3 separate regions of the Homo sapiens genome follow, and regions 2 and 3 are each linked to region 1. A link is a loop called in an ENCODE intact Hi-C map of the cell type or tissue named here. Cell type or tissue: mammary epithelial cell. All regions are shown on one strand. Links, peaks and the distances in the headings refer to the core of each region. The heading gives the core; the rest is flanking DNA. Region 1 has its middle 120 kb from the start of LINC02753. Region 2 has its middle 49 kb from the start of LINC02753. Region 3 overlaps ANO1 (anoctamin 1).

What was found. Peaks named below come from ENCODE experiments on the same cell type or tissue, not always from the same donor. Only the 100,000 strongest peaks of a DNase experiment are listed, where the experiment ranks them.
Region 2: it touches region 1 in a loop (2.2-fold over the local background); 3 of 110 quality-filtered maps call a loop at or near these places.
Region 3: it touches region 1 in a loop (2.4-fold over the local background); 2 of 110 quality-filtered maps call a loop at or near these places.

What each region holds. Positions count from the first base shown.
Region 1 is chr11:69,945,278-69,955,185 of GRCh38, reverse strand. No RefSeq gene overlaps it. Among named protein-coding and RNA genes, the nearest start is that of LINC02753, 120 kb to the left of the region's middle. RefSeq lists an enhancer at 5,665-6,864. In mammary epithelial cell, for the core only: CTCF peaks have their summits at 4,944 (motif pointing left), 6,675 and 6,875; DNase peaks (open chromatin) are centred at 5,615, 6,515 and 6,845; H3K27ac peaks cover 2,882 bases.
Region 2 is chr11:70,011,563-70,021,470 of GRCh38, reverse strand. It overlaps a transcript of ANO1 not described here. Among named protein-coding and RNA genes, the nearest start is that of LINC02753, 49 kb to the left of the region's middle. In mammary epithelial cell, for the core only: no CTCF peak of the experiment used is centred there; a DNase peak (open chromatin) is centred at 4,300; H3K27ac peaks cover 3,324 bases.
Region 3 is chr11:70,123,412-70,133,319 of GRCh38, reverse strand. It overlaps ANO1 (anoctamin 1), which reads right to left. Exons shown (of 26, transcript NM_018043.7): 9 at 8,906-8,970; 10 at 7,125-7,259; 11 at 1,241-1,401. Among named protein-coding and RNA genes, the nearest start is that of ANO1, 50 kb to the right of the region's middle. RefSeq lists enhancers at 3,697-4,529, 9,319-9,908. In mammary epithelial cell, for the core only: a CTCF peak has its summit at 4,792; a DNase peak (open chromatin) is centred at 4,799; H3K27ac peaks cover 481 bases.

The DNA of each region.
Region 1 (9,908 bases), core at 573-8,572:
CCTCAGGCAGGCCCTACGCTTGGTTTCATGCTCAGCAAGCTCTTAATTACTTTGTCATTGACCTTGTGGTTTTGAGTGAGAGCTGATGGAGGGTGCACGAGAGCAAAGGATACAGGTGTGCAAAGATGTTCACCCTTCACTGCCACCCATTTGCAGACAGCGTCCCTGGTACAAATACTCATAAAGCACAGAGTCCGAGGCACCCGCGATGCCTGGGCGTTCAGTGGAGCCCAAAGTGAGGACAAGGTCAGTGTGCGAAGGCTGAGTGCCCGGGACCCTAACAGCCCCTCGGGCCACGTATTCCACTCAAGCCAGAATTCACAGAAGAAGGCAAGAGAGTTCTAAGAAACACAGACGACCAAGCAGGCCATCCTGTCATTTCTTACTGCTAGCCGGCCCCTGACACTGGAAATGGTGACCTAGAGGGGACGGAAAAGAAGTGAAATAAAAACAGCTGAGATGATTTTCTGCTGTGCTTCCACTACTCTTGCAGAATCTAAAATACACAGGTAGGCCGGGCATAGTGGCTTGCACCTGAAATCCCAGTACTTTGGGAGGCTGAGGTGCGCGGATCACTTGAGGTCAGGAGTTCGAGACCAGCCTGGCCAATATGATGGGACCCTGTCTCTACTAAAAACACGAAATAAGTTAGGTGGGCTTGGTGGCGGGTGCTGTAGTCCCAGCTACTTGGGAGGCTGAAGCAGGGGAATTGTTTGAATCCTGGAGGTGGAGGTTACAGTGAGCCAAGATCACGCCACTGCACTCCAGCCTGGGAGACAGAGTGAGACCCTGTCTAAAAAAAAAAAAACCAAAAAAACAGGTTGGGCGTGGTGGCTCACGTCAGTAATCCCAGCACTTTGGGAGGCCGAGGCGGGTGGATCACCTAAGGTCGGGGTTCGAGACCAGCCTGATCAACATGGAGAAACCCCATCTCTACTAAAAATACAAAATTAGCTGGGCGTGGTGGCGCATGCCTGTAATCCCAGCTACTCGGGAGGCTGAGGCAAGAGAATCGCTTGAACCCAGGAGGCAAATGTTGCGGTGAGCCGAGATCGTGCCACTGCACTCCAGCCTGGGCAATAAGAGTGAAACTCGGTCTCAAAATAAATAAATAAAATATATAGGTATGTATGAGCTATGAGATCCGAATGGTGTAATTTCCATGATTCTACACGTGTGTTAAATGCTCTTCTAGTTGCATCTTGCAAGGTAAACATGAGCATGCTGAGATGCATGCCAATCATTTAACATTTTAACTTTGCTCTATGACAACAGGAAAGGCAAACAAAAAAACATCATAAGAAGCCAAGAAAGGGGCTGCAGATGAGAGGAAAAAGCTGTCTACTTTTGTGCCTTGAGTCATGTTTCTTTTCTCTGTTTTGTGAACAAGGGGCCCCACATTTTCATTTTGCACTGGGCCCTGCAAACCATGTAGCCAGGCTGGCCCGATTTTCATCTGCCTTCTTACAGGGCTCTTTGCTTATGAATGTCTCTCCAGTAAATGCATCCATTCATTCGCGCCACAACACAGGAGACCACTTTGCTACCTGGGTGCCCTGTGACAGGTGGGGCACCGAGGTGTCTGCTCCCTCCCGCCTCTCCTCTGCCCCGGAGAGTGGAGCAGCCTGGGCCTTCCCTCCACCAGGATTCAGGTCCCTCAGCACAGCGTTCATTCCTGCACCACCTGCTTTGCCCAGCTGCGCTGTGATTGCGGACTTCACTCAGCCTCCATCCCTCCTCCAGTCTTGCCAGCAAAGCTCCAGCTCTAAACTGGATTGTTCCATCCAAAGGTGCTGCTGGCTCATGATTTCAGGGACTCCTCATCCCCACAGGATAAAATACATTCTGCTCCTGCATGGGCTCCTGCCCATCCACATTTCCCTCACCCTAACCATGGCTCTCTTTTGCTGGGGAACCCCTGGCCACCAAGACAAACCATGTGGGCTTCAACATGCCTCTCCCACAGTTCAGAAGTCCCCGCTTCCTCTTCAAGCTGGTCTTTTCCAGCGCCGAATTGTCTGTGAAGATGATGCCGTCCCTCTCCCCCTTCCCCATCTGGGAGACCCTCCTTGTAAGGGTTCTGGGCTTCCCTGGCTAGCTTGCTCTGTCCCTGTCTCTTTCTCGATCTCAGTCTCTGTCTCTCACCTGTCTCTCCTTTTCTCTGTCCCTGTCTCTCTATGCCTGTATTTCTGTTTCTCTCTCTCTCTCGCTATCTCTGTCTCTGTTTCTTTTTCTGTCTCTCTGTCTCCCTCTGTGTGTGTCTCTCTCTGTCTGCTTCTGTCTCTCTCTCTCTTCTCAAATCTTTCCTTGTTTTTTAGAGCTGCCTGTTCATCTGCCTGCTCCACAACAGGGAAACCATAATGACCACACTCATCGTCTTCTTATCATAAACTGTGTGTATGGTACACGGGCCCAGTGCTTGGCTGTGCTCACGGCGCACCAGCTCTTCTCACCCCATAAACTGTGTATGGCACACGGGCCCAGTGCTTGGCTGTGCTCACGGCCCACCAGCTCTTCTCACCCCATAAACTGTGTATGGTACATGGGCCCAGTGCTTGGCTGTGCTCATGGCCCACCAGCTCTTCTCACCCCATAAACTGTGTATGGCACACGGGCCCAGTGCTTGGCTGTGCTCACGGCCCACCAGCTCTTCTCACCCCATAAACTGTGTATGGTACATGGGCCCAGTGCTTGGCTGTGCTCACAGCCCACCAGCTCTTCTCACCCCGTAAACCGTATATGGTACATGAGCTCGGTGCTTGGCTGTGCTCACGGCGCGCGGGCTCTCGCCCCGTCTGCCTGCTGGGCTGCAGACCTCACTCACCCTCCCTTGCTCCTGTGAATCCCTTTGGCTATTGGGTTCTGGCGTGGATCCTCAGAGAGGTGCTCTCATTCTCCCTGTTCTCCAGATGAGGCACCTGGAGCTCTGAGAATCTGAGTGACTGATTCAGTGAGCCTGGCTCTGCCCACCCCTGCCCTGGCCCAGGCAGACCAGGTGCTTCCTAGACATCTGTGGGGCCTTCACCTGCCTGACCTGACCCTGAGTCAGGAGATGCCAGGACACTGGGCTCAGCTGACAGAGGGGCCCTCTGCCCACCTCCCAGCTGACAGGAGACAGGGGTGCCGAGTGGTGGGGAGCTGGTGGTCGTGTCCCTGACCCCCGAAGGCAGGGTCCTGTGAGAAGGAGCCCACGTTGGTCAGGGAGCCCTTCACGGACGCCACCATGGTGAGTCATGGGCTTCTGTAAGCAAGGCTGGCCCTGCGTCACTCGAGTGACCCCCATGTCTCTGAAACTGTCCAAGGGAGGCTGAGAAGGGCTTGAGCTCCTGGGGCCCAGGGAGGTATGAGCCCTGTGGTTTTCCCTATGGGTAAAGGCAGGCTCTGTCCACTTTGGATCCACCACTGAGGATGGGTGGGGCATTGGGAATTCAAATTAGTCTCCGGATGCTACTCCTGGGCAGCTTAACTCTGGCCAAGTTCACTTCGGTGAAAACGGAGGGTCTTCTGGGGGCAGCGAGGATCTCAGGATGGTGCTGCGGAGTTCAGGGTCCACAGAAGGCAGTCCTTTTAGGGTCTCTGGTGTGGAGGCCAGCATCCCCTTGACCTGCCCAGAGCTCAGTCCCTCGAGGCCTCAGTCCAGGGCCACCTGTCCACCATCCTACCTGGGCCCCCTATCCTCATGGGGGGCCAGGACAGAAACATTCGGTGCAGAGGCGAGAGGAGGAAGGAACTCACAAAGAGCAGGAGTGATGTTGAGGCTGTGGCTCCAGGGGTGACCTGCTCCACCCACCCCCTCCAGGTATCCCCCCAACACTGCCCATGTTTCCTTTGACTTGGGTGTGAAGCCCACCAATTAGTGAATAATTAGGCTCTGAAACCACTTCTGTAGAGAATGCTCCTAGCTCTTAGAGGGGTCACTATCTATCAGCCACTCTCACTTTAGTGTGAATTTGTTTGTGCAGTGTGCTTTCCTGCTAACACCCAAATGAAGATGCCCTGCACTGCTGGGACAGGCTCTCTTGGGGTGTGTCTGGGATCCCAGGACACGGAGGAAGGTGAGTGCTACCCGTGGGAGCTTGAGCAAGCAGCACTGGGACAAACAAAACTGCCAAATAAAGGAGGAAGGAGGACAAAGTCCCATTTCTTCTGTTTCAAAATGTTCCTAATAGTGCGGTCCTGAGTTGAGGAAAGGAGAACTTGTTCTTCCTCCTCTTTCTCTTCCCTTCCCCCGGTGCCTCTCCCTGCCCAGCTTCCCCTACTCCTCCTCCACCTCCAACCCAGGGTCCTACTCCCAGAACTCAGGATCCAGGCCGTTATCATCAGCGTCAGACTTCAGTTCCAACTGGCAGGGTGTCAGGTGGAGTGAAATGTCACTTTTTTTTATTGTGGTGAAGGGTGGGAAGGTGCTATCTGCTTTTCTGACTGGAGGGATAAAGAGAGTGGTGGCGTGGAGAAAGGCTAGGTCTGTGGGGTCTGGAGAGGATGAGAGCAGAACCTTCTGTGCCTGACAATCTCCTTCTCTCCAGGACCCCTGTTGAGCTGGTTGCTGGGAAGGACGTGGCCAGATCTGTCCAGGGAGCAAGGAGCCTCTTGGTGGGATGGGAGTAGGAGCCCTGGCCCCCTTAAGAGACTCTTGGATGGACTAGAATGGTTCCAACTGAGGTTCACGGACAGTAGAGGGCCCTGAGAACCCACAGTGCTCAACGGGACCCCACCCACCGGCTTCCCAGCTGAGCACAAGGTTGCAGGGAGTTGGTCCTGCCTATGTAGCGATGGGGGCTCCTGATGGGGAACAGTGGCGAGCCTTGAATCCACAGCCCTTTGGAGCCAAGCATGGGGCACCAGGAGGGCCTGAGCAGGTCCCCCCATGGCAGGGAGCCTGGATGCACAACCCAGTGTTCAACAGCGACACCCTGTGGTGGCAACAGAAACAACCTCGGTCAAACCAGGGGCTCTGTGGATTGATGGTCTAGTGCCCTCTGTCTTTGGCTTGGAAATCAGAGTGAATCCTATGGGCTGTGTAAGTCCTAATGTTCTTGGACGGTCTACATCAGTGGGTGAGTCTTCAGGAGGAAGAGTCTAGGCTTCCAGCTAAGATGGGCAATGATGGTACAATGAATTGGAAAATGAATCGATTGTTTAGGAAGCGACTGCACCCATATCTAGGTGGGTCCTAGTCATTCTGCTAGTCGTATCCCCATGGGCTGCACGTGTGTGGGTGCTGGACCCGGCACTTTGTTTTCCTGGGATGCATTTTCCTGCTGAAGCAAACAGCTCTCTCTCTCTTCCCCCATGACCTGTGGAACTTGGTCAGCCGCATCCAGTTCTTGTGACTTTCCAAAGTGTTCGACAAGGTCCCTCGGTCACTCTCAGGGTCTCCTGGCTCCATGGGCTGAATGGTGAGCCAATAAGCCAGCCTCCCTGCCTCCTTCCAGCCCTTCTGGGGGCCAGTGTGGGCACCTGCCACACTGCAGCACCCAGAGGCAGAGTAGGGTCATGGGTGAGGCCAGCACAGGACAGCCTTGCACTTGGAAGGGAAATCCCTTCATTCTCAGGAATGCAGGCCCACACTGTCTCATTGTTCCTGCCCAGTTTGTCATCCAAAGAGCTGCCTCACCACTCCGGGAGAGGGCTGGCCTGTGTGAGTCACCAAGAAGTCCCCGGTGGGGAGCCTGATTCTTTGCACTGGGGGTGACATCACCCAGCAAGTCCAACTTGACCCATAAGCCCCGATGGCCAATTCCAAAGCAGTGCATGTGCCCGGGAAGATGGCCACATCCGTGAGCTTCTGCTCCGCATCCTGATCCTGCTAGGAGCCAGGGCCTGGTTTACCCCAAATTCTTCCCAGCAGTGGACTTAATGGGCCACCCCAGGTCCCTAAGAGCCACCCTCCACCCTCCTCCCCAGCCCTGTGCCCTGGGCGCTGACCTACAGGGCTGTGCATGCCCCCACATCCTCCTTGCCCTGTGTCCTCTGTTCAGTTTGGCTGATGGGAGAATAATTTTCAGGGGAGAGAGAAGTTGAGGAATGTGTCCCTGGCTCCCTGTCTGCCATGGCCTGGTTCCTTTGCTAAAGGAGGTGGCTTCTCCTGGGTGGTCCTTCCTCCAGCCTGGCTCCAGCCTGTTCGGCCCCCTTTGGGATGAAAGACTCCACAGCTCCCACCTGCTGCTGCCAGTGGGGGGGCTCTGGGCACGCCCCCTTCCTTGGGTTTCCCCTTTCTCTGCTCACACCTTTTATAATAGTCCCTTCATTACACTCTCTCAGATCCCCCTTTCGGGTGGGTCACCGTCACCCCTCCTTATTGGCACGCTTCTAGGGATGGGGCCTCATTCCTCCAGGAGGCCGGGCAGCACAGGCTGCCAGAGGGCTCTTTCTCTAATCGTTTAAAATCTGTCCCTTATCACGGCCACTCCTGCTCATGAGGACAGCACAGCCGGCTGCTCCCTCCACCGTGAGTCAGCCTCGCAGATATCAGGAGGCCTCCAGCCCAGCGCTCCTGGAAGTTTGAGCCACCCTGTCCTGTCCTGCCCCTCCCCTGCCCGGTCTTTGTTCTCTGGACACACCCTGGTGACTCAGGGTCCCCTTGACGAAGTGAGCCCAGTGTGAAGTTGTGCCCCCTTCGCTGGTGTCAGGCAATGGAGGGGCTCAGATCAGCAGGGAAGACCCAGGACCTGGAGGCCGGTGGGGAGCAGGGCTGGGGAAGCTACTCCGCACTCACTCGTGGGCACGTCTAGGAGAGCAGTAGGGTGGGGGCTCGCTGAGGCTGTCTGTGGACTCAGCATTGCCCACCCAGCACAGGCTCTGGGACGCCACGTGCACGCTCACTGTGAGGGGCAAAGGCTGCCCTGGCAACCAGGAGGAACCGCAGCTCCACCTGGCTGTGAGTCAAAAATACCAGGGAGTTTTAAAAAAGCACCAGTACCCAGGGCCTTTCATAGACCCACAGAACCAGACTCTCCAGGGATTTCAAGAAAGTTCTCGAAGGATCCTGAAGTACAGGAGGTTGGGGCGTGTGGCCTGGATATGGCCATCGCTGGCTGCAGGGCCGAGCCGGTCAGCTCAGGTGGGTGCCATGGGATGGGGCGAGGCCGGCCATTTTCCCTGTGCCAAGGAACACCCAGGTGAACTGGGATGGGTGTCACTCAGAGCTGAGGCCCTTGGGAGATTTCCATGAGCTGTAATGCTCAGAGCCTTGGGGTTGCCCCAATGTTTCAGAGTATTCAATGGGCCTGAACGGGACCACTGACCTCTCCGGGTTTTCATCTCTTTGTTTCACAATGTAGAACATTTGGGAAGGATGGAATCTGGACGCGTGGGTTTCCCTGCCTCTAGGCTTCTGAATTCTGTCTTGAGCTCACACGAAAGGTGGCTTTGCCTCTAGATTGCTTCTAGAGTTGTGGCAACTTTATGCAAGTCAGATCAAAGTGCTCCTTCTACAAGACACACCATTTCCACCCAGCAGAAAATCATGCAAAGATGCAGAGGTGCAGTGCCTGTGCTGAGAACAGTGCTCCTAAGGTGCCGCACTCTCCTGCAAGGCAAAATGCATACCGATGTGGGGGCGCGGCTTCCACTGAAATCCAGGCAAACTCTGAACTTGGAGGTTTTATATTTAGGTTGTATTAGTAATTTTCAATTCATAATTCATAATAAATACTTGTATTATTAATTATTATAATTAATACTTGTATTATTAATTATTATAGTTAATAATAACTAATTATTATAATTAATTATATATTAAAATATATTAAAAATATATTAAAATATATTGTATATAAAATATAATATAATTAATTATATATTTAAAAATATAATTAATAATAACTAATTATATTATAATTAATAGATAATTAATATTATGATTATTAATAACTAATAATTAACTATGATAATTAATAATAACTCATAATTAATAATTAATAATTAATAAAGGAACAGAGGGGAAGAGTTGCTATGGACTGAATGTTCGTGTACCCCCAACATTCATATGTGGAAACCCTAATCTTCAATGAGATGGGTTTGGGAGGTGGGGCCTTTGGGAGGTGATGAGGTCATGAGCTTGTGGTCCTCATGATGGGATTAGAGTCCTTACCAGAAGAGAGGCAAAGAAATGCTTTCTCTGTGTGTCTCCGTCTCTGTGTGTCTCTGTCTCTCTGTCTCTGTCTCTGTGTCTCTCTGTGTGTCCCTGTGTGTCTCTGTCTCTGTGTCTCTCTGTGTGTCTGTGTGTCTCTGTGTCTCTCTCTGTGTGTGTCTCTGTGTCTCTGTATGTCCCTGTGTCTCTGTGTCTCTGTCTCTGTTTCTCTCCCCACCGTGTGGGCACACAGTGAGAAAACAGCTGTATTAGTCATGCTGCCTATAAAGACATACCCAAGACTGGGCAATTTACAAAAGAAAGAGGTTTAATTGGACTTAAGTTCCATATGGCTGGGGAAGCCTCACAATCTTGGCGGAAGGCAAGGAGGACCAAGTCCTGTCTTACACGGATGGCAGCAGACAAACAGAGAATTTGCCACTCCAAGGCAAATGGCCTCAAACACCCCCATAAACGCGTCTTTTCTCTACCACAGGTGTCTGTTTTTGTTTGCTTCCCTCTTTGTGGCCATCAGAGCTCCACCTTCTCTGCCCGCCTCCTGCCAAGTGCCTCTTCTCTAAGTCCTAAGCTCCCCCACACGATGTCAGATCCCCTTCAGCCAAAGCCAAAACCCCTGATAAAACCCTCAGATCTCATGAGACTTATGTTCACTACCACGAGAACAGTATGGGGGAAACTGCCCCATGATTCAATTATCCCCCAGCGACTCCCTCCCACAACACGTGGGAATTATGGGAGTAAAATTCCAAGATGAGATTTGGGTGGGGACACAGCCAATCCATATCAACGGCTATCTGCAAACTAGGAATGGAGTAAGTGAGCCCTCACCAGACACTGTGTCTGCCAGAACCTTGGTGCTGGACTTCCAGCTTCCAGAAATGTAAGTAATAAATGCCTGCTGTTGCTAAGCCCCTCAGCAACAAGACATCAAGCTAAAAAGACAGACGAGCACATAGCACTCCATGGCAAATGGCCTCAAACATTCCCATAAACACATCTTTTCTCTACCACAGGTAGAGTCCTTACTCTTGTTTCCCTCTTGTGGCCATCAGAGCTCCACCTTCTCTGCCCACCTCCTGCCAAGTGCCTCTTCTCTAAGTCCTCAGCTCCCCCACATGATATCAAATCTCCTTCAGCAAAGATAAGCCTGCTTCCTTGAGAGGCCTCCCTATTAACAGAGCAGGGGTACCACCATGTTAAAGCTTAAGCCTCAGCTTGGAGGGGTCATGTCCCTCCCACCTCTGCCCCCGTGGCTTACCATAGTATGCCTTCTAATTACATCTGCACTCCCCGGCAGGCATTCTGGTAAGTAGAGTTTCCCCATTTTGTTTCATACAGAGGAGCACAAAGAAGAAAATTAAAACCATAAGCAATCTTGCTGTTGGAAGGTATCTTTTATTAGTCTTTAGTCCACTGTGAAGCACCTTTCTATGATGTTGGGTTTCCCTGATTTGGAGCATCCCTGAAACATATAACTCACTCACTCACCTACCCAGCCTTTCACCTACCCATCTACCCACATATCTATCCATCCATCCATCCATCCATCCATCCATCCACCCACCCATCCATCCATCCATCCAGTTACCCACATATCCACCCATCCATTTATCCATCATTCATTCACACATCAACCCATCCACCCATCTATCCATTCATCATCTGTTCATCCATCCACTCACATAGCTATCCATTAATCCATCCAGCCAGCCATCTATCATCCATCCACATATCCATCCACCCACTCATCCATCCATTACTCTCATTTCCTTCCTCTTTTCCTTCCTTCCTTCCTTCCTCCCTCCTTCCCTCT
Region 2 (9,908 bases), core at 1,069-9,068, 66 kb before region 1:
CAACAACAAAAAGCACTCTCCTTATTCTAAAAACTGAAGTTGGTATATAGCTTTACAAAGAAAAAGAAGGGGTGGGAGTGAAAAGTATAGGTCACGACAGCCCCCTGCAACCACCACGCTCCCTCGCATGCACGAGGCCTAACCAACGTTCGTCAAGTCAGTGAGCACGTTGGCATTTGGAGTTTAGGATGAAACAGAGCTTTAGTCTTAAGCGGGATGACAATGTTTGGCATATTAGGAAGTTCTATCATTTTTCTTTCTCTTTTTGCTGATCAATATTTTTTCTCCACTAGATAATTCCATGGGGACAGGAGGATTATGGGCATGCGTTTGGGAGCGTAGAAGATGGGGGTTCGAATCCCTCCTCCCCCTTGGCAGCTGAGTGAGTTTGGATATGAGTCATTCTTCCTTGCAGAAGAAATATGAATTCCCACAGCGAGTCCACGTGCTCACTTATGGCCTGTCTGTAAAGGACGCACCCAGCCCGACGCCCGCAGCGAAGCACCTCTCGGTAAGTAGCAGTTACGACCGCGAACGATGACTACGAATGAGAGGCTGAATGGTCACTGGGCCTGTTTTTCTAAAAAGGTTAGCTCTTTGTTTGTTTTGAATAGTCCAGCCTTTTGATGCTTGGAGAATGGGAATGCGTTTCGGGCTTGTTTCTGGGTTTAGTTCTCTGCTGAGACACCTCTGGGAGGCTTCCTCTAAGTCTGCCCCCTGGGTCTAAACTGGCACCCACACCCAGCACTCTGTCCCCCTCTGGGGAACCCATGTCATCCCAGGCTGTCGAGATGGACTCTGTGGGATTGGGTTAGGCTGAAGCTTCACACCGCAGCAGCGAAGAGGGGTGTGGAGTGTGTTCTTGGGGTTGGTAGGGAGGTGGGGACAAATACCCGTCTGGTGACCCTTGGCCGGACCCACTGAGCTGGGAAGGAAGAGGGCCTTTCCAGCTGTCTGAGGGAGGTGCTGCTTTTCCTCCTCCTGCCAAGGCTGGAGAGAGGCTCAAGGAGCCCCAGGGGCTGGGGGAGGGTGGACCAGTCTGACTCTTTCTTCAAAGGCATCTGGCAAGAGGGTGGCATAAGTGTCCTGTGCAGTGGAGTGCGGCTGTCCTGAGTGAGAACTGACCCCACCACCAGCAGAGATGATGAGGGTGGGTGGTGAGGATGGAAGAAGGGTGTGGGGGATTTCCTGTGGATAGGAAGTGGGCTGTTGGGCAGGAACTGGCAGGAGTGAGGGGTCCCAAGCTTTCGCTATCAGACACATGTGCTCATGGGGTCCAATTTGGATGTTTTCATTACCCCATGGACTAAACAATCCACAAGAGTACCCTCAAATGAGTCAGCTTTAAACATCTGCCCCAGCTGGGGGGATAGAAGCCCACCAGATCACCTAGCGCCCGCCCACCAAGCCTGACCTCCCTGCCCTGCTGGCCTCTCCCCAACCTTGGAGGGTCCGGGGGAAGCCTAGAGATTGGGGAGGGGAGAGGGAAGAGAAGCAGAAGCAGAGAGACCCAGAGCCAGGGGCCCTCGGCCCCCTTCCCACTCCGAGGCCTCAGCCTGGGGCTGGCTGGGCCGGTGAAGCCAGGAAGATGACGGTTTTCAGTGAAGACGTGCGTGGGACTGGACATTTCAGTGATCCACATGAGACCATGTTTTTGTGATTAAAAGTGGCTGGGAAAGCTTTCATTATGAGACGACCAGGAAGTCATGAGGCCTGCCCTAGAATTACCCAAGGGGCTGAGAAGAGCCAGCCCCAGACAGTGGTGGGTGGGTAAACTGGCCCTTGGAAAGAAAACACATGAAAGCTGACTTAGAGTGTTTGCCAATTGCGGAGGTGTAAACCTTCCCATCATGGCCCATTTTAAGCTCCCAGGGTGATGTCACTGAATGCATACTTGGGAAGATACAATTGGCTCGGGTGAGCTGAGTCCTGGTGAGCCCGTGTGAATTGGGTGAGCCGGCTCCTGCACACCCAGAGGGCAGGTCTGAAGGGGCACTGGGGGAAAACCTGGACCATTTCCTGCGGCACCCTCTCGAGTCCTGTTCCTTAATGTAACGGTTTCCTTGCTTTCTTTCCCTTTAGAACATCCCTTTCCTCCTCACATTTTATGTTTGCATGCGTGTGTGCATGTGTGTGTGCGTGCGTGTGTGTGCATGTGCATGGCATGTGTGTAGCGTGGGTTGTGAGTCCATAGACGGGGGAGTGAATGTGTGTGTGTGTGTGTGTGGGGGGGTTCTTCTTTCCCTCCCCTGCATCCCAAGGTGCAGGAGAACAGCACACTATTTTGATCACTGCTAAACCCCTTCCACAGAGGCCTGCTTAGGTCTGGCTCAGAACAGGCTCTCAACATTTGTTGAACGAATGAATAAATGAATGAATGGGGCACCTCCTCCAAGAAGCCCTCCCTGGCACCCAGGTGAGGACAGGCCCCCCTCCGCCACATGGCTGCACAATGCCATGGACTTTGCGTACTTATTGCCGCAGGATTTTCTCCCTTCCATGGACTCTAACTGTGTGTGAACGGCTGGGAGGAAGCTCCTCTGCAGCTGAGACTGAGGCTGCCTATTTTTGGCCATGTCCCCGGTACTGAGCTCCATGCCCAGCACTTAGCAGGTCCTCAGTAAATATTCCCACCAGATGAACAGATGCATAATGAATGTGTGGTCTCTTGCTGGCACAGACTCAGGGGATGGGCTTCAGCCTGAGGCCCAGGTTTGTTCTTCAGTCTTTCCGTTGCCTTGGAGTATCTGTCCGATGGGCTACATCCTGCTGCAGCAACAGTCATGCCCTGGTCCTCAGAACTTCCAAAAACACTTTATTTTCTGCTTGTGCTTCCAATGTCCAAGCCAGGTTGGGAGGGGGTTCTGCTCAGTGTAGTCTGGAAGGGTCTGGGCAGGTGGTGCAGCTACGGTCCCAAACACTGTCAGGCACAGAGAGTGCAGTGGAGTCTAGAAGCAGCGGAGAACTGCTCCAGCTCAGAAGCGAGCCATGTCACCTCCACTCACGGCTTGAGAGCTAGGACCAGCTCACAGCCCACCTGCCCACAAAGGGCCAGGAAGCACCATCCATCCATGATGCTGGAAGGGTCTTGAAATTCTTTATTTTTTTTTCATAGAGACAAGGTCTCATTCTGTTGCCCAAGCTGGAGTGCAGTGGTGTGATCACAGCTCACTGCAGCCTCGACCTCCTGGACTCAAGAGATCCTTCCACCTCAGCCTCCTGAGTAGCTGGGACTGCAGGTGTGTGCCCCCATGCACAGCTAAATTTAAAATTTTTTTTGTAGATATGGGGTCTTGCTCTGTTGCCCAGACTGATCTCTTACTCCTGGGCTCAAGAGACCCTCCTACCTCAGCCTCCCAAAGTGCTGGAATTATAGGCATGAGCCACCATGCCTGGCCTCTTCATAAGTTTTGAGCAAAGCCTGCATTTTTGTTTTGGACTGGGCCCCACAAACTATGTAACTGGTTCTGATGGGATGGATGGTTGGGGAAGCTGATCTTTCTTGGAGGGGATTGAGGAAAACTCTCAGAGACCATCAGGGAAAGGGGGCTGGAGTTGCAGGCAGGGGGTAGCTAGAACCTGCCCATGAGCCACTGAGGATAGGCATATGGGTTTGTTTGTGTAAAAGGCTTCATTAAAAATGGGAAAATAGGCCAGGTACTGTGGCTCATGCCTGTAATTCCAGAGCTTTGGGTGGCTGAGGTGGGAGGATTGCTTGAGCCCAGGGAGTTCAAGACCAGCCTGGACAATATAGTGAGACCCTGTCTCCACACAAAAATAATTTAAAAATTAGCTGGGTGTGGTGGTGCACACCCGTAATCCCAGCTACTCGGAAGGCTGAGGTGGGAGGCTCCCTTGAGCTTGGGAGTCAAGGCTGCAGTGAGACATGACCATGCCACTGTACTCCAGCCTGGGTGACAGAGTAAGACAAAAAAGAAAGAAAGAAAGGAAGGAAGGAGGGAGGGAGGGAGGGAAGTAAAGGAGGAAGGGAGGGAGGGAAGGAGGGAAGGAAGGAAGGAAGGAATGAAGGAAGGAAGGAAGGAAGAAAACTGTTGCCCAGGCTGGTCTTGAACTCCTGGCCTTAAGTGAAAAAAATAAAAATGAAAATCAAAATGGGAAACACGCTCTGGGCTGAAAAAGAATTTCATTTGATCCCCAAAGAGTTTCCTTTATGATTCATTGTGTAGACTTTTTGCAGTTCCGTTGGGGTAGGGGAAAAAGAAACCACAAAAACTGTAAGTTCACAAGAAAAGCATTATTAGGGCGTCTGGCCTTTGTTCGGACCGCTAAGCCTCATCCTCCTCCGGATGGGGAGAGAAGACACACCTTGGCCCGCGTGGGATTTTGTTCATTCATCAAACAAGTATTTGGCTGAGCCCTGCTCTGTGCCAGGCATCTTTCTAAGGAAGTGGGCAGTGAGCCCTGCAGACAGGAATCCTTGCCCCCGGCAGCCTGGATTCTAGAGGGGAAGAAAGACCGGGAAAAGAAAGAAAGTAAACTAAGTAGAATCTCTAGTACGAAGCACAGTGACACTTGGTAGAAGAGTTAAGCAGGGGCAGGATGTCTGAGGGACAGAGGGCTGCAGTGTGAGACAAGCAGCTGGGAAATGGCCTGGTTTAGTCACAGATCTTGGTAGAAGCCCTGTATCGATAGCAGATTCCCTATCTCCTTTGCCCACAATGTCTAGAGTGCAGCCAGATTAAGGGTGAGCCCCACAGCCCTACTTTGGGGCCTGGCTTGAGCCGTGACCCTCTGCAACTCTTTTGCAGACCCTGAGGTCCCTGGCGGGATTGTGCAGGAAGACAAATGAGGCTGCCACTGAAATGCATGCCCCGCGCTCCCAGGAGCTCCCAAGCCTGACGGTGGCAGAGCGGAGCCCCTACAGCGTCCTAGTTTTAGCTCTCTCTGTGGAATTCCCCATCCGCAGCATCCCAGGCTGGCCACTGTCCTGTGACCACAATCACATGACCCCAGAGGGGCTGAGGAATGGTGCTTGGACCACCTCATCTTCTCTTCACTTCCAGATCCAGGTTCAACAGCATAGGTAAGCCGCCACCATATCCGATTGCTGGTTTTCACTCCCATCACGCATTCTCAAATTCCATTACTTTTGCCAAAATGCACATAGAAATTGCAAGGACGTCAGGCCTGGCACGGTGGCTTATGCCTGTAATCCCAGCACTCTGGGAGGCTGAGGTGGGTGGACCATGAGGTCAGCAGTTTGAGACCAGCCTGGCCAACATAGTGAAACCCTGTCTCTACTAAAAATACAAAAATTAGCTGGGCGTGGTGGCGTGCACCTGTAGTCCCAGCTACTTAGGAGGCCGAAGCAGGAGAATTCATTGAACCAAGGAGGCAGAGGTTGCGGTGAACCGAGATTGCACCACTGCACTCCAGCCTGGGCAACAGAGTGAGACTCCGTTTCAAAAAAAAAGAAAAAAAAAAAGAAAGAAAGGAAAAGAAATCCCAAGGAAGCCAAGCAGTTCATCGTCTGCACCCCTGTTGCTGTAAGGTCTACCAGCGCAGATGGCAGGGAGGCAGGATAGTGTGTCCGGGAATGGAGTGCATTGCTCACGGCTGTGTGGCTGTGGACATGTCTCAGCATCTCTCCTTGTGGAGTCGCGTGGACCCTGCCCAGCACCCTCTCCCAGGCCCTTCTGGGTCCCTTGTGGGGCTGCAGGATGACGTATCCGAGGACCTGGGGACCACAGCTGCTGCAGTCCCTGGGTGCTCCCATCTTTCCCAGTGATGAGCCAGGAGCCGAGGAGGTGATCTCCGACCACTCGGCACAGTGCCCTAGACAGAGGTGAGAAGACAGCTTGGGCAAAAGTAGCTCTCCAGATGGCCCAGTGAGCCACGTGGAAGTGGTGACACCAGCAGGAGCCCGTATCAGAGTGAGCTCCAAGGCAGGGCCAAAGGAAAGTGCAGTCCCACCACCCTCAGACACATCAAGAACAGGGTCTCCTCTGCCCCACCCGCCCAGGGCTGGGCTGCCTCCGGGTCAGTGAGTGAGCACGCCGGGTGACACTTCTTGCGATGAGGCTGAACCTGCGCTGGGCCATATCCCGGTGCCTTCTGGATCATATCCCCCTGAGGGCAGGGAGCACCTGGATTGTTTAAAAAAAAATTGCCCTGCACAGAGTAGGTCATCAATACATAAATATCTAGTCACTGGGCCCAAAGAGGAGGGAAAACATTTCCTGAGAAATTAACTCTCTGGTATTTAACCTGCCTTTCTCTGTGGCTTGGGGATTTTCAGGTTTTTCAGCAGACAATCACAACCATGAAAACGCCCAAAATGGCTCCATGAATGGAACGATAAAAAGACCAAAGAGATGGACACTAGCACAAAAACTTACGAGCCAAAAGGGACAGTGGCCTGCCGAGCCCTGGGCACAATTATTGAGAATTGCTATTGGTCCACGTGTCTCCATCCCCCCGGCCTCCACCCTAGACCTGGCCACCTCTTCTCTCCCCTGGATTCCCTGAAGCACCCTCAGTCTGGCCTTCCCACTCCTGTTGCCCACTCTCCATGCCATAGCCAAAGCGATCTTTTATAAAGGCAAGATTGTGCCACTGCATTCCAACCTGAGCGACAGCAAGACCCAGCCTCTAAAAAAAAAAAAAAGAAAAAAAAAAAACAAAAACAAAAATAAAAAAGGACAAACAAGTACTGAGGATGCAGAGCATCCGGAACTCCCTTGCAGGGCTGTGGGAGCATCAGCTGGAACCGCTGCTTTGGAAAACGGCGAGGTATCATTTCTTAGAGCCGAAACTGTATGAACCCACAACCCAGCAATCCTGCTCCCAGCATACTCTCAACAGGAGTGTTCCCAGACGTTCCCCAAGAGACCTTCACAAGACCACCAGATAGAGCAGCACTGCTCCCAGTCACCCCAAACACCCACAGACCAGCAGCAGCAGCCTGGGCAGGCCACGTGTGGTGGACTCCCAAGTGCAAGAGGACTCGGCAGTGACGGTGAGTGAACTAGAACTGCACAGAGCAGCACGGAGGAATCTCGGGAGCAGAGGGCTTGCGGGAAAGGAGTCGGGCACACAAGGATAAGCTCTGCAACGGCATTGATGTTGACATCAAAACCAGGCAAAACTGCTCTATGGTGTTGGAGGCAAAGGAGCGGCTCAGGGGCGGGGAGTGGGGTGCCCTGAAGAGCTCCTGCACGTTGTCCTTGGTGGGGGGGTGGGGGGGTTGCAATCTTTTCCTTTATCTTAGTGCTAGTCACATGAGTGAGTTCACATTGTGAAAATACGCTGAGCTCCTAAGGAGTGAATTGTGCTTCCCCCCCAGTTGATATGTTAAAACTCTCACCCGCAATGGAACTGTATTTGGAGAAAGGGCCTTTAAGGGGGAAACTGAGGTTAAACTACGGCCCCATGGGACCCTGATCAGATAGGACTGTGTTCTTATAAGAAGAGGAAGAGACACCAGAGATCTCTCTCTCTCTCTCTCTGTCCGTGCACAGAGAAGAGGCCAAGTGAAGACCCAAGGAGGAGGTGGCCATCTAGAAGCCAGGGAGACAGGCCTCAGCAGGAACCAGGCTTGGCAGCGCCCTGACCTCAGACTTCCAGCCTTTAGAGCTGTAAGACAACACATTCATGCTGTTGAAGCCTAGTCAGTGACACTTTTTCTTTTCTTTTCTTTTCTTTTTTTTAGATGGAGGCTCACTCTGTCACCCAGGCTGGAGTGCAGTGGCGCGATCTCGGTTCATGGCAACCTCCGCTTCCCGAGTTTGGACGATTCTCCTGCCTCAGCCTCCTGAGTAGCTGGGACTTGAGGCATGCGTCACCACACCTGGCTAATTTTTTGTTTTGTTTTGTTTTGTTTTGTTTTGTTTTAGTGGAGACGGGGTTTCACCATGTTGGCCAGGCTGGTCTCAAACTCCTGGCCTCAGGTGATCCCCCTGCCTCTGCCTTGGCCTCCCAAAGTGCTGGGATTACAAGTGTAAGTCACCACGCCCAGCTGACACTTTGTTATGGCAGCCCTCGATGACCAATAATGTATGCCTGGGACATGTGTGCTTTTCTCTATGTATGATAGATTCAATCAAAACCTCCTTTTTTAAAAAAAAGGCAAGCCTGGTGTGGCCCTGCTGTTTGCAATCTTCCCCTAGCTTCTTGTCTTCTCTTAAGATCAAGTCCAAATTTGCAACGTGATCTTGAAGGCCAGTATGATCTGGCCCCTGTTGGCCTCTCTAGCCTTGGCCACTGCTGTGGCTACACTGACCTCATTTCAGTTGCTTGAACATGCCAGGCACTTCCTGCCTCAGGACTTTTGCACTGCTGGCCTCTCTGCCTAACACACTTTCTCCATGTTTTTGCCCGGCAAGTTTCTACTCATCCTTCAGGTCCCGGATTAAATGTGGTTTTTTGTTAGGGAGGTTTTCCTGATCCCACATTGGGTCAGATCCCTCTGGTGTAAATTCTCAAAGCACCTGCCCTTTTCCTTCATTGCGCCCCTCTCAGTTGGAAATAAATGAAATATTGTTGCCTATTGTCTGCCTTCCCCACTACACAGTGAACTTTCTGAGGGCATGGTTGGTCTTGTTGTCCAGTGGGACCGCCCTGCTCACTGTGAATGAAAGGATGGATGGATGAAAAAGCAAATGAATGGATGGACGTGTGGATGAATAGATGAAATAATAATAGATGTATGGATGGATGAATAGATGGGCAAATGGATGGATGAATGTGTGGACGAATAGATAGATGAAAGAATGGATGGATGGATGGATGGAATAATGGATGGATGGATGGATGGATGAAGGAAAGGACGGATAGATGGAATAATGGATGGATAGATAGATGGAACAATGGATGGATGGATGACTAGACAAAGGGGATGGATGAATGTGTGAATGAATAGATTGCCAGATGAATGAATGGATAGATAGATACAACAATGGATGGATAGATAGATGGAACAATGGATGGATGGATGGATGAAAGAATGGATGAGTGAATAGATGTACAAATGGATAGATGAATTTGTGGACAAATAGATAGATGAATGAATGGATAGATGGATGGAGTAATGGGTGGATGGATGGATGAATGGATGAAGGAAAGGATGGATAGATGGAATAATGGATGGATGGATGGATGAAGGAAAGGATGGATAGATGGAATAACGGATGGATAGATAGATGGAACAATGGATGGATGGATGGGTGAAAGGATGGATGGATGAATAGATGGACAAATGGATGGATGAATGTGTGAATGAATAGATAGATTGCTGGATGGATGAATGGATAGATAGATACAACAATGGATGGATAGATAGATGGAACAATGGATGGATGGATGGATGAAAGAATGGATGAGTGAATAGATGGACAAATGGATATGTGGATGTCTGCATGAATAGACAGATTGATAGATGAATGAATGGTTAGATCCAACAATGGATGGATAGATAGATGGAACAATGGATGGATGGATGGATGGATGGAAAGATGGATGGATGGATGGATAGATGGGTGGATGAATAGATGGAAAAATGGATGAATGGCTGGTTGGTTGGATGAATGGATGGAGGAATGAACTTATGGAAAAATGGCTGGATTGGTGGCTATCAATTCTCAGTAAATAGATCTTCCACAAGTAACAATTCTTATTTACAACGACTTTGCTATTACAGCCATCTATTGATCCTTTGAGGTGCGTGGATGCTGCAAGAATGAGTCAACACTCAGCACTCTGCAGATTTTCAGGGGATGATCTAAGAATACACTTCCAAGCTTTCATCGATGAGGCAAATAGTGGACCTCTTCAAATATTTATGTTCTTAAACTGCTAATGTTTGGAAACACCTAGAAAATACTCCTAACTGAGATGCTTCATCTTAGAATCCCTACATGAGGCCTTCCAGCTATATAGAAGTTGTAGAG
Region 3 (9,908 bases), core at 731-8,730, 180 kb before region 1:
TGCTCTGCTTACTGATGGGGCACGGTACTGAATCCTAGGTCTGATCTTCAGGATCAGCACGCTGGCGGGTAAGGGCCACACAGAGCCCCGCAACCTGGCTGGCCTCTGTCCTCACTGGTCAAACAATTGCCTTTTCAGTCCACATTTGCCCCTTGCCTACCCACAGAGCACACAGGGCAGTGCCAAGCGGGTACAGCTGCAGGTGAGGTGGCGCTATTCTGGCCCCGGGAGCCTGCCCCAAGCAGGGGTACGAGGTGGGACGGAGAGGCCCCTCTGTCTCTACACCTGGTCTCTCTGCCACAAATGCTGCCTCCCCCACACCCATGTCAACTCATCTGAAGGGCCTCACACCTCTTCCAGAAAGCCCTCCTGAACTCCCTCCAGCGCTGTCTCTGTGCCTGGCCCCATCTCCTACAAGGTGGGAGCTCACAGGTAAGGATGGGGGCTTAAGTGCCCGGCGTGGGGCCAGGCCTGGGAGATGGCTCAGCACAGGCTGCCCACTGTGGGCATCTCAAAGCTGGCACAGGCTGAGACACGGGGCTGCAGAGGACAGAATGGGCCTGCTTGCTCACCCAGAACCTCTGTAGAAATGCATTCAGCCACCACTTACCAACCTCCCAAGCCCCGAAAGCTGGAGTTGGGAGTCGGGTAGGACTGGGGTTAGGGAATCTTCCTGGAGGAGGAGGCCAGTGCCTTAGGTTTGCATGGCAGTGGAGCCCAGTGGCAATCAGGAGCTGAGTGACCCCAGGCGATTCCCAACTCTCTTAGGCCTTCGCCTCCTTATCCGAAAATGGGCACATGAAGCCTGCAGGGATGCTGAGGGCTCTAGTGAGACACGGTGCCTCCGGGACCTGGCCCAGGTCAGCTTTCCTTCAGGCTGTGGTGGTCGCCAGCTGCAGCAGGGATGGAGGCAGGACCCTCGGGCCTCCCTGCTCTAAATCAGCTGCCCTTCACAGGCCAGCATACCCTGGTGTCAGGATTTCTCAGAGCAAAACGTCCCTCCTAGGCTTTTCCTAAGGGACTCTTTGCTGGGTCAGGAGAACCCGTGTCTCTCCTGATGCACTGCGCACCCCAGTAACCTGAACACAAAACAGGGGTCGTTTCCACCAGCCCCCTTCCCCTATGTTTTTTCCCGACAACCCCTGCCTGAGGATGATTTCGCAAAGACAGACAGAAGCAGCCTAGGTACCACTCAGACTCACCACTGCCCAAAAACCCAGTGCTCTGGAGCCCTGCTTACCCCAGAGGGCCATGAAGACAGAGAAGAAGACCGTGGCGGGGTTGTCGAAGAGGTGGCTGGCGCGGGCCGTGGCGCAGGCTGAGCTCATCTTCCAGTAGCTGCAGGTCTTGTCGCAAAGCGGGCACATGGTGATATTGTGTCTCTGGTCACACATCTCCATGCTGCAAGAGAGGGGGCAGCCCTGGAGTCACCTTGTTGGGCCATGATGGAGCACCTCCTGGGTGCCGAGCTGGCCTGGGAGAAAGCGCTGGGCCCAAGCTGGGGGTTGGCGAGGGTCCCTCAGGTCCATGCCATAGTGGACATAAGCCGGGTGCTTAGCCATGCCCTGTCCCTCCTTGCCATCCAGGGCAGCTTCACAGGCGTGTGACCCATGCTGTTGCACCAGCCCTGAGCTCAGCAGGGCCTCATGCTTGGTTTAATGCTCCCCTGTTGCTGCCTTAAAACACACAATGGGACGGGCGTGGTGACTCACGCCTGTAATCCCAGTACTTTGGGAGGCCAAGGCGGGCGGATCACCTGAGGTCAGGGGTTCAAGACCAGCCTGGCCAAAATGGTGAAACCCTGTCTCTACTAAAAACACAAAAATTAGCCGGGCATGGTGGCACGCGCCTGTGATCCCAGCTACTCGGGAGGCTGAGGCAGAAGAATCGCTTGAACCCTGGAGGCAGAGGTTGCAGGGAGCCCAGATCACGTCACTGCACTCCAGCCTGGGTGACAGAGCGAGACTCCATCTCAACACAGACGCGCACACACACACACACACACACACACACACATTGATTTTTGAACTAAAGACCTGCATTTTCTTCTTGCATGGGGCCCTGCAACCTCTGTTGCCGGCCTTGGAGGTGGACTCACCCAGACCTGCTTTGTGGTAGATGGGCCCTGGAACATTCACCTCTGGGGTGACCCTGAGGCAGCAGCCTCTGCAGCCTATCCTTGAGCCACTTCTAGGAGAGGCAGAGTTCCCAGCCTGCCCCCATATAATCGGCAGGCACGGTCAAGGCTTGTGCCAATAGCAAATGCTAGCCAGGTCTTTATGTTATAAGGCCTTGGAAAACAGTGAGATGATGAGGGCCCTTGCTCTGTGCCAGGCGCCGTCTATGAGCGGTTCACACAGCATCTCCATCCGCCTGGTGGGGCGGCTGCCTTGGACGTGGCCTGGGTGCTCTGGACACAGGAGGTGGAGAAACGGGGATCCCAGGACTCTTCTCTGGGAGAACGGGGGCTGGGCCGGAAGGAATAGGTCCCCAGCTGCCCGGTGCAGCGGAGGCCCACCCTGTAGGCTCACTCGGGAAGCCGGGGGGGCCTGCCAGGGATGATGGGTCCCGCTCAGTGCAGGCTTCTGCTTTGCTGAGCACAGGTGAGCCTGGGGCCAGATCCCAACTACTGTGGCCAGGAGAGAGGATCTTCATGATGCCTGAGACTCATCTCTGTGCCTCCTCCCCAGCACTGACTTACTCCCACTAATATTAGAAAATACTAATACTTCCAGGCTATCGGCGGCGAGAGCAGGAGCCTCATTACTGGCAGGCACAGATGTTCCACCTCACTTGGACCAGCACTGGGGACTGTTGCAATCCCAGAGCCCAGAGAGGGGAAGTAACTTGTTCAGGGCCACGCAGCAGAGTGGGAATGGAATCCTGGTCTGTGTGTATCTTCAAAGCCCAAGCACTGCCGGCTCTCATCTACTGCTCAAGGGCCATGGGGGGCTCCTTGTGGAAGTTGGGTGGCCTGAACTGGGCCCTCAACTGACTACTCATACCCTCCGTGGCCCTGGCCAAGTCCTTTAGCCTCAGATTCAGTTTTTCGTTCTGGAAAATGAGGAGGGGTCAGAATAAGGTCCCTTCCTGCTCTGGCCTGCTTTGAACTTTCTCCTTTCTGCTGCCTTGGACAAGGCTCTGGGCTCTAAGTACACACCCTGGCTGGTTGGGTCGGAGGGTGATGTGGGGGGATGCTGAAGTGGGTGTTTGTTTTTTGACTTTCTGGATATGCTGAACTTATGCGCAGAACCATGCCTGGTCCACAGCAGCTGGTGCTTAATAAACGTCCCTTGCAAGGCTCTGAAGGGCCTCCTCTGTGCCCAGCATCATGGGCATTCTGGTTCAATTCTCTTCCTTCAGGTACAGTCCCTAAACATTTATTAAAAAGTGGTGTAGGGCCAGGCACGGTGGCTCATGCCTGTAATCCCAGCACTGGGAGGCCGAGGCAGGCAGATCACTCGAGGTCAGGAGTTTGAGACCAGCCTGGCCAACATGGTGAAACCCCGTCTCTACTAAAAATACAAACATTAGCCTGGCATGTAATCCCAGCCTGTAATCCCAGCTACTCGGGAGGCTGAGGCAGGAGAATTGCTTGAACCTGGGAGGTGGAGGTTGCATTGAGTCGAGATCACACCACTGTACTCCAGCCTGGGCGACAGAGTGAGACTCTGTGTCAAAAAAAAAAAAAGGCGGGGGGTGGGGTGTAGGTACTGCATGTATCTGGCACAAAAGATGGATAGGTTAAGAAGAATTCATTGCAGCCACAGCCTGGAGCATGGAGGAAGTGTGTGTGTGTGCATGGGAGCAGGGGTCGGGCAGGGTGAGTAGGCACACACAGCCGTTGGGAGAACCTGCACTCTACGGTCAGCTAGCTCTGGGTTTGTATCTCAGCTCTTGCATTTTGTGATCCGTGTGGCCTTAGTTTTCCCGGCTGCAGAATGGGGTTGCTGATAGTGAAGAGAAGCCGTGTTAATAGGTTGTCAGGAGGATTAAACAACCAACAACCAACACGAGTGTGGCCCTTGGAACAGTGCCTGGCACCCCTCGGCCATCACGTGGTCACCAACGCTGTTGTCATTATTATGCAATAGCCAAGCACTTTGCAGCAGCAGTGAGTTTTAAACACGAGCCAGGAGCCGGCCTTTCGGGGTTTATCTCATGCCCCTCACTCAGCCTCCTCTCTTCTGAGGGCCTCTTGAGGGCAGAAGAAAGCAGCGTTTTGGGGGGTTGGGGGCAGGACGTCCCCAGTTGGGCACAACGCGAGCCCCTCTTCCAGAGAACAGGCATGTGGAAGGCCATCCCCATCATCGCCAGCATGTGGCCCAGGCCACAGTGACCACCTGGACTGAGGATGGCCTGGAGTCCACAGTGGTGGGACTGGGGACAGGCAGGGCCAAGGCGTACACCAACGGCCTGCCCATGAGCCCTACCGCTCTCCTAGGCTCTCCTCCCTGCCCACCTCAGCTTCTCGCACAAACACCATCAGCCCAACAAGAAGCCTTTTTCTGCTGGTTTTAAATCCCCCTCCGCCTCTCACTTCACCGCCTTTAGCCAAAATACAAAGAGCAGGAAGCTCTCTTCTTCAGAGAGGACCGGAGGTACAAGGGCAGCAGGCGGCTCCATGCTGGGGCTTCCCTGCAAGCTTGGTGGGGATGGGGCGGAAGCTGCAGGGAGCACGCACCTCCCGCTTCGCTCCAGGTCGCCTGCTGGGCAGAGGCCTTGGCTTTGGCCTCATCTCCGCCCACAGCGGCTGAATCCTGAGTAACTGCTGTTTGCATTTCTGACCATGTGGTGGAAGGGCCGAGCTGGCATGGCCAACCCCTGGGCTGGCAGAGCCTCCCTGCTGGGGCCACCCTCCAAGGGAAGGAAGGAAGGAAGATGGAGGTCCCCCAGGCTTCCTCCAGGGCTCATGGGGAGAATCCTCACCTTACACTCACCATTTTCCTCCGGCTTTGAGCTCCTAGCCTAAAGCCAGCCTTACAATCCCCACCAAGTCTGGACTACCTTGATCTTTACCACAACCAAACCCAAGTGCCCAGGACCTCATACCATATTAGCAAACAAAGGGAAACCTTTCTCCTGCCTAGGACCAAATTAACACCAAAAGGGAGATAAGCCAGATTCCTCAGAGCTTTGATTCGGGGGTGGGGGTGGGGTGGAATATTTTAGGTGTTATTCATGTATCAAAACATCACTTAAACAAAAATTGACCAGATATGGTCTTTTTGTGCTGCAAAGAGTCAGTTTCTTTCCTAAGACTGATTGGGTCTTTACAGACAGGCTCAGTGGATACATTTTCTAAACTATACCTCTGCTTTAGAGATACTTGGCAGGAGTGGTTCGAAAAATAACCAAACTAACATTTTAGGGCTTTTCTGAGACTTGGAGCCCTTGCAGGGCAGGGTCAGCCCAAATTCCCCTTTATAGTCAATTCCCTGGCAGAGCGATTTGCACGCTGAAGGCACTGCCTGTCGGCATAGAAACCCTGCCAGAGGTTGGGAGCCTGGAATTATCCTTAGGTTCATGTCAGGAAATCTAAGAAACAGCTACAAAAGCAAGCACCAGAGGGACTCTGCACACTGAGGCTGAGCTTCTCAAAACTTGACTCTTTTTTTTTTTGGCTACAGGGCCCCACTCTGTTCCCCCAGGCTGGAGTGCAGTGGTGAGACCATGGCTCACTGTGGCCTCGACCTCCCGGGCTCAAGGGATCCTCCAACCTTAGCCTCCCAATGTGTTGGCATTACAGGCATGCGCCATCGCACCAGGCAAAACTGGACTCTTGTTCTGAAGTCATGTGGGGGAACTGGGCCCCTGAGCGAGGCGAGGCTGTCTCAGGTCTGGGCCTTCTTTTCCGAGCTCCCTGACGTCTGACATACCCTTGGTGAACAGCAGAAGGCACATCGGATCTACATTCAGATGCCTGCCTATGCTGTGGGATGCAATCCTCCCTTATGGAACAGTTCCTGCAGAATTTCTCGGGGCCGTGCAGATAAGGGAAGCAGGCAGCCTTAGGAAGCTGGGCAGGTGGAACCTACTGTACAGCCCACGAGCGCCAGCCTGCACTGAGGCCACTAGCATTCGCATCTCACCTCCCGGGAGCACCAGCCTGCACCGAGGCCTCTAGCATTCATGTCTCACTTCCTGCAAGCACCAGCCTGCACCGAAGCCTCTAGCGTTCACGTCTCACCTCCTGGGAGCACCAGACTGCACCGAGGCCTCTAGCGTTCATGTCTCACTTCCCGCAAGCACCAGCCTGCACCGAGGCCTCTAGTGTTCACGTCTCACCTCCTGGGAGCACCAGCCTGTACCGAGGCCTCTAGCATTCATGTCTCACCTCCCGCAAGTGCCAGCCTGCACCGAGGCCTCTAGCGTTCACGTCTCACCTCCTGGGAGCACCAGCCTGTACCGAGGCCTCTAGCATTCATGTCTCACCTCCCGCAAGTGCCAGCCTGCACCGAGGCCTCTAGCGTTCACGTCTCACCTCCTGGGAGCACCAGCCTGTACCGAGGCCTCTAGCATTCACGTCTCACCTCCCGCAAGTGCCAGCCTGCACCGAAGTCTGGCATTCACGCTCACCTCCCGCAAGCACCAGCCTGCACCGAGGCCTCTGGCATCCATGTCTCACCTCCCGCAAGTACCAGCCTGCACCGAAGCCTAGCATTCATGCTCACCTCCCGCGAACACCAGCCAGCACTGAGGCCTCTGGCATCCATGTCTCACCTCCCGCAAGTACCAGCCTACACTGAAGCCCCTAGCATTCATGCCTCACCTCCCGGCCACACAAGGAAACAGAAAACTTTCTTGTCACTAATGACCAACAGTGAAAAAGAACAAGCCAACCATAACAACTTTTAAAGAATGAAAATGGTCAGATGTTTCTTTTATGCCTTTCTCTTAACAATAAAACATAGCCTAGCACAGATGGGCCTGAGAAGGACTCCCAGACTCCTAGATGGCTTCGAACCATGTCCTTTCCTCCTGACGGCTCGTGGCTTGGCGTGAGGTTTCATGTGTACAGGAATTGGTGTGAGAGGCCAGTGTCCCAATGAATTGTGCAGCTGGGATGGCAGGAGAGGGCTCCTCTGTGTACTGCGGGGTGGTGGGGGTGGGCTGCCGCCTACCTGGGGATGTTTTCATCCATGGTGGCGCATCCGTACAGGAAGACAATGATTCCCACGATGGAGGCAGGGATGAGCATCTGGGTGTACACGCCCAGCCAGGCGAAGTACAGGCCGATCTTCTCCCCAAAATACTTCCTACACCAGGGGAGCAGAGCAGAGTCAAGCCCACTGTCATTCAATACTAGCAGGGAAACATGTCACAGGCCCTCCCCAGCAAGAGCAACTCAAACCAGGGGCACTGGTTCCCTCATCCCAGAAGCAGAGAGTGGGGTCCTGGGCCGCCCCATCAGGTTGGGGGTGCTCTCTGCTTTTCTGAAGCCCTCCCCTCTTCTCTCTTTTTTTGTTTTTTTTTGAGATGGAGTCTCGCTCTGTTGCCCAGGCTGGAGTGCAGTGGCGCTATCTCGGCTCACTGCAAGCTCCACCTCCCGCGTTCACGCCATTCTCCTGCCTCAGCCTCCCGAGTAGCTGGGACTACAGGAGCCCGCCACCACGCCCGGCTAATTTTTTGTATTTTTAGTAGAGATGGAGTTTCGCCGTGTTAGCCAGGATGGTCTCAATGTCCTGACCTCGTGATCCGCCCCCTTCGGCCTCCCAAAGTGCTGGGATTACAGGCGTGAGCCACCGTGCCCAGCCTCTTCTCTTTCTTTTTCTTTTCCTTTCTTTCTTTTTTTTTTTTTTTGAGATAGAGTTTTGCTCCTGTTGCCCAGGCTGGAGCGCAGTGGCACAATCTCGGCTCACTGCAACCTCCGCCTCTCAGGTTCAAGCGATTCTCCTGCCTCAGCCTCCTGAGTAGCTGGGACTACAGATGCTTGCCACCACGCCCATTGCATTTATTTATTTATTTATTTATTTTGAGATGGAGTCTTGCTCTGTCGCCCAGGCTGCAGTGCAGTGGCGCGATCTCGGCTCACTGCAACCTCCGCCTCTCGGGTTCAAGCGATTCTCCTGCCTCAGCCTCCCTAGTAGCTGGGACTATAGGCATGCACCATCACTGCCAGCTAACTTTTGTATTTTGGGTAGAGACGGGGTTTCACCATGTTGGCCAGGCTGGTCTCGAACTCCTGACCTCAAGTAATCCACCTGCCTCAGCCTCCCAAAGTGCTGCGATTACAGGCGTGAGCCACCGCGCCCGGTCCCCACTTCTCTGTGGTGCCTTGGGAAGGTGGGCGCTTTTCCGTGTGCGATGGCCCATGCTGATGGCTGTGGGCCTACTTCCCCTGAGGCTGTGGGCTCCATTCCAAGCCCTGTTCAGCATAAGGACTGGAAAGAACCTTGGCCGGGAGGTGCCAAGAAAACCAATTGCTCCTCATATTAAGCGTGGTTGGCAGTTTGATGGCTTGAATGGATTTCTACCAGTCGAGCTCTGGCGGGCAAGTTGCCTAACCTGGTCGGCCCCTCCTTCCTGCCCTGTGAGGACAGAGATCCTCTTGGGAGAGAAGAAATCCTTCCACATTTGAGGCAGCTCTTTCCTTCCCCTCCACGTCTCAAATCCGGAAAACCCTCCCGCCGCCCAGTGAGGCCAGGCCAGGCAGTGAATTTAGGAGATGGTAAATGTGACTGAAAAGGGCCCGACCTCCAGGGAATTTGAATAAACTGCTTCATCTAATGCTGGCCCAGGCTCTCAGCCCTGCAGGGACATTTTGGGTCTTCCTACACAAGCTCTTTGAGTTCAAACACGTTCCCGGGTACTGAACATTCAGAGCGGTTGAAACCCACAGGGATGTTATCCGACTGCCATCGGAGTAGGGACTTGATTCCCGCAGGCTGTGGCGCGTTCTTACCTGACCAGGTCGATGGGCTGGTACTTATAGAAAACTCCATAGCGTGCCCACTCTTCGTACAGGAGCTGAGGGGGAGGAAGCAGTGGGGTTGGTGACAATGTGGCACTCCGAGGTTGCTCCCCGGAACGCAGAGCTGCGGGGACTGAGCCTCCGTGACATCATTCATTCATCCCATAAACACTTCTTGAGAGTGGGCTGTGTGGGCTGTGAACGTGGGGATGGGAAAGAAGCTTCTGGCAGGTTATGGAATGTGAGCTCTTTGTGATTTGACCTGGAATTGATCTAAATGGGCCAGACGCTGTACGGCTTCTTACCTTTAGGGTTTTTGGTCATCCCCATCAGACACCAAACCATTCTTTATAAAGGTCACAAAGTCACCAGGGTTTTGAGCAGAGAAATACCAGTGGTGAAATTTTAAAAACTCTCACGGGATGCAAAGATACTCGAGGTTTATCTCCTGAGATGGGCTGTCTGATTAAAACAGCTCTTCATGAAATAAGTGAAATTGACACACACCCTGTTACCCCCCCAGGCTTTGGGCAGGGACAGTAATGAGTTTGGTGGATTGGAAGCCTTGTGTGAACATGTAAAGGGTGTCCTGATGAAGATGCTGGGTTAGGACTGCTAGTAAAAAAATAAAAAAATAAACCCGCGCATGTGGGTGGTTAATGCTTTACAGACCTCAACTCAAAGCCCAGGCTCATACATCATGCCCGCCCAGGGCTACAGGGCCACACTCAGGGAAGGCAGGATTCAGGTACCTTGAGGGGCCCAGAGGCTGTCCTGGGACAGAGCAGCTGCCCACCAGGAGCCAGAGGTGGGGCAGCTGCCCTCCTCCTCAGCTCAGAGCCCATTCTGGGGCCAAGCTGCCTCCCAAACTCAGAGTCAAGGTCATGGCTGGGGGACGAGGGAACCCCTTGGAGCCTCCATAACTCCTCCAGTGCCTGGAGGGCAGGAAGTGAGTGTGAGCCATCTCCACAGCTGACATAGCCTCGCGTGCCTG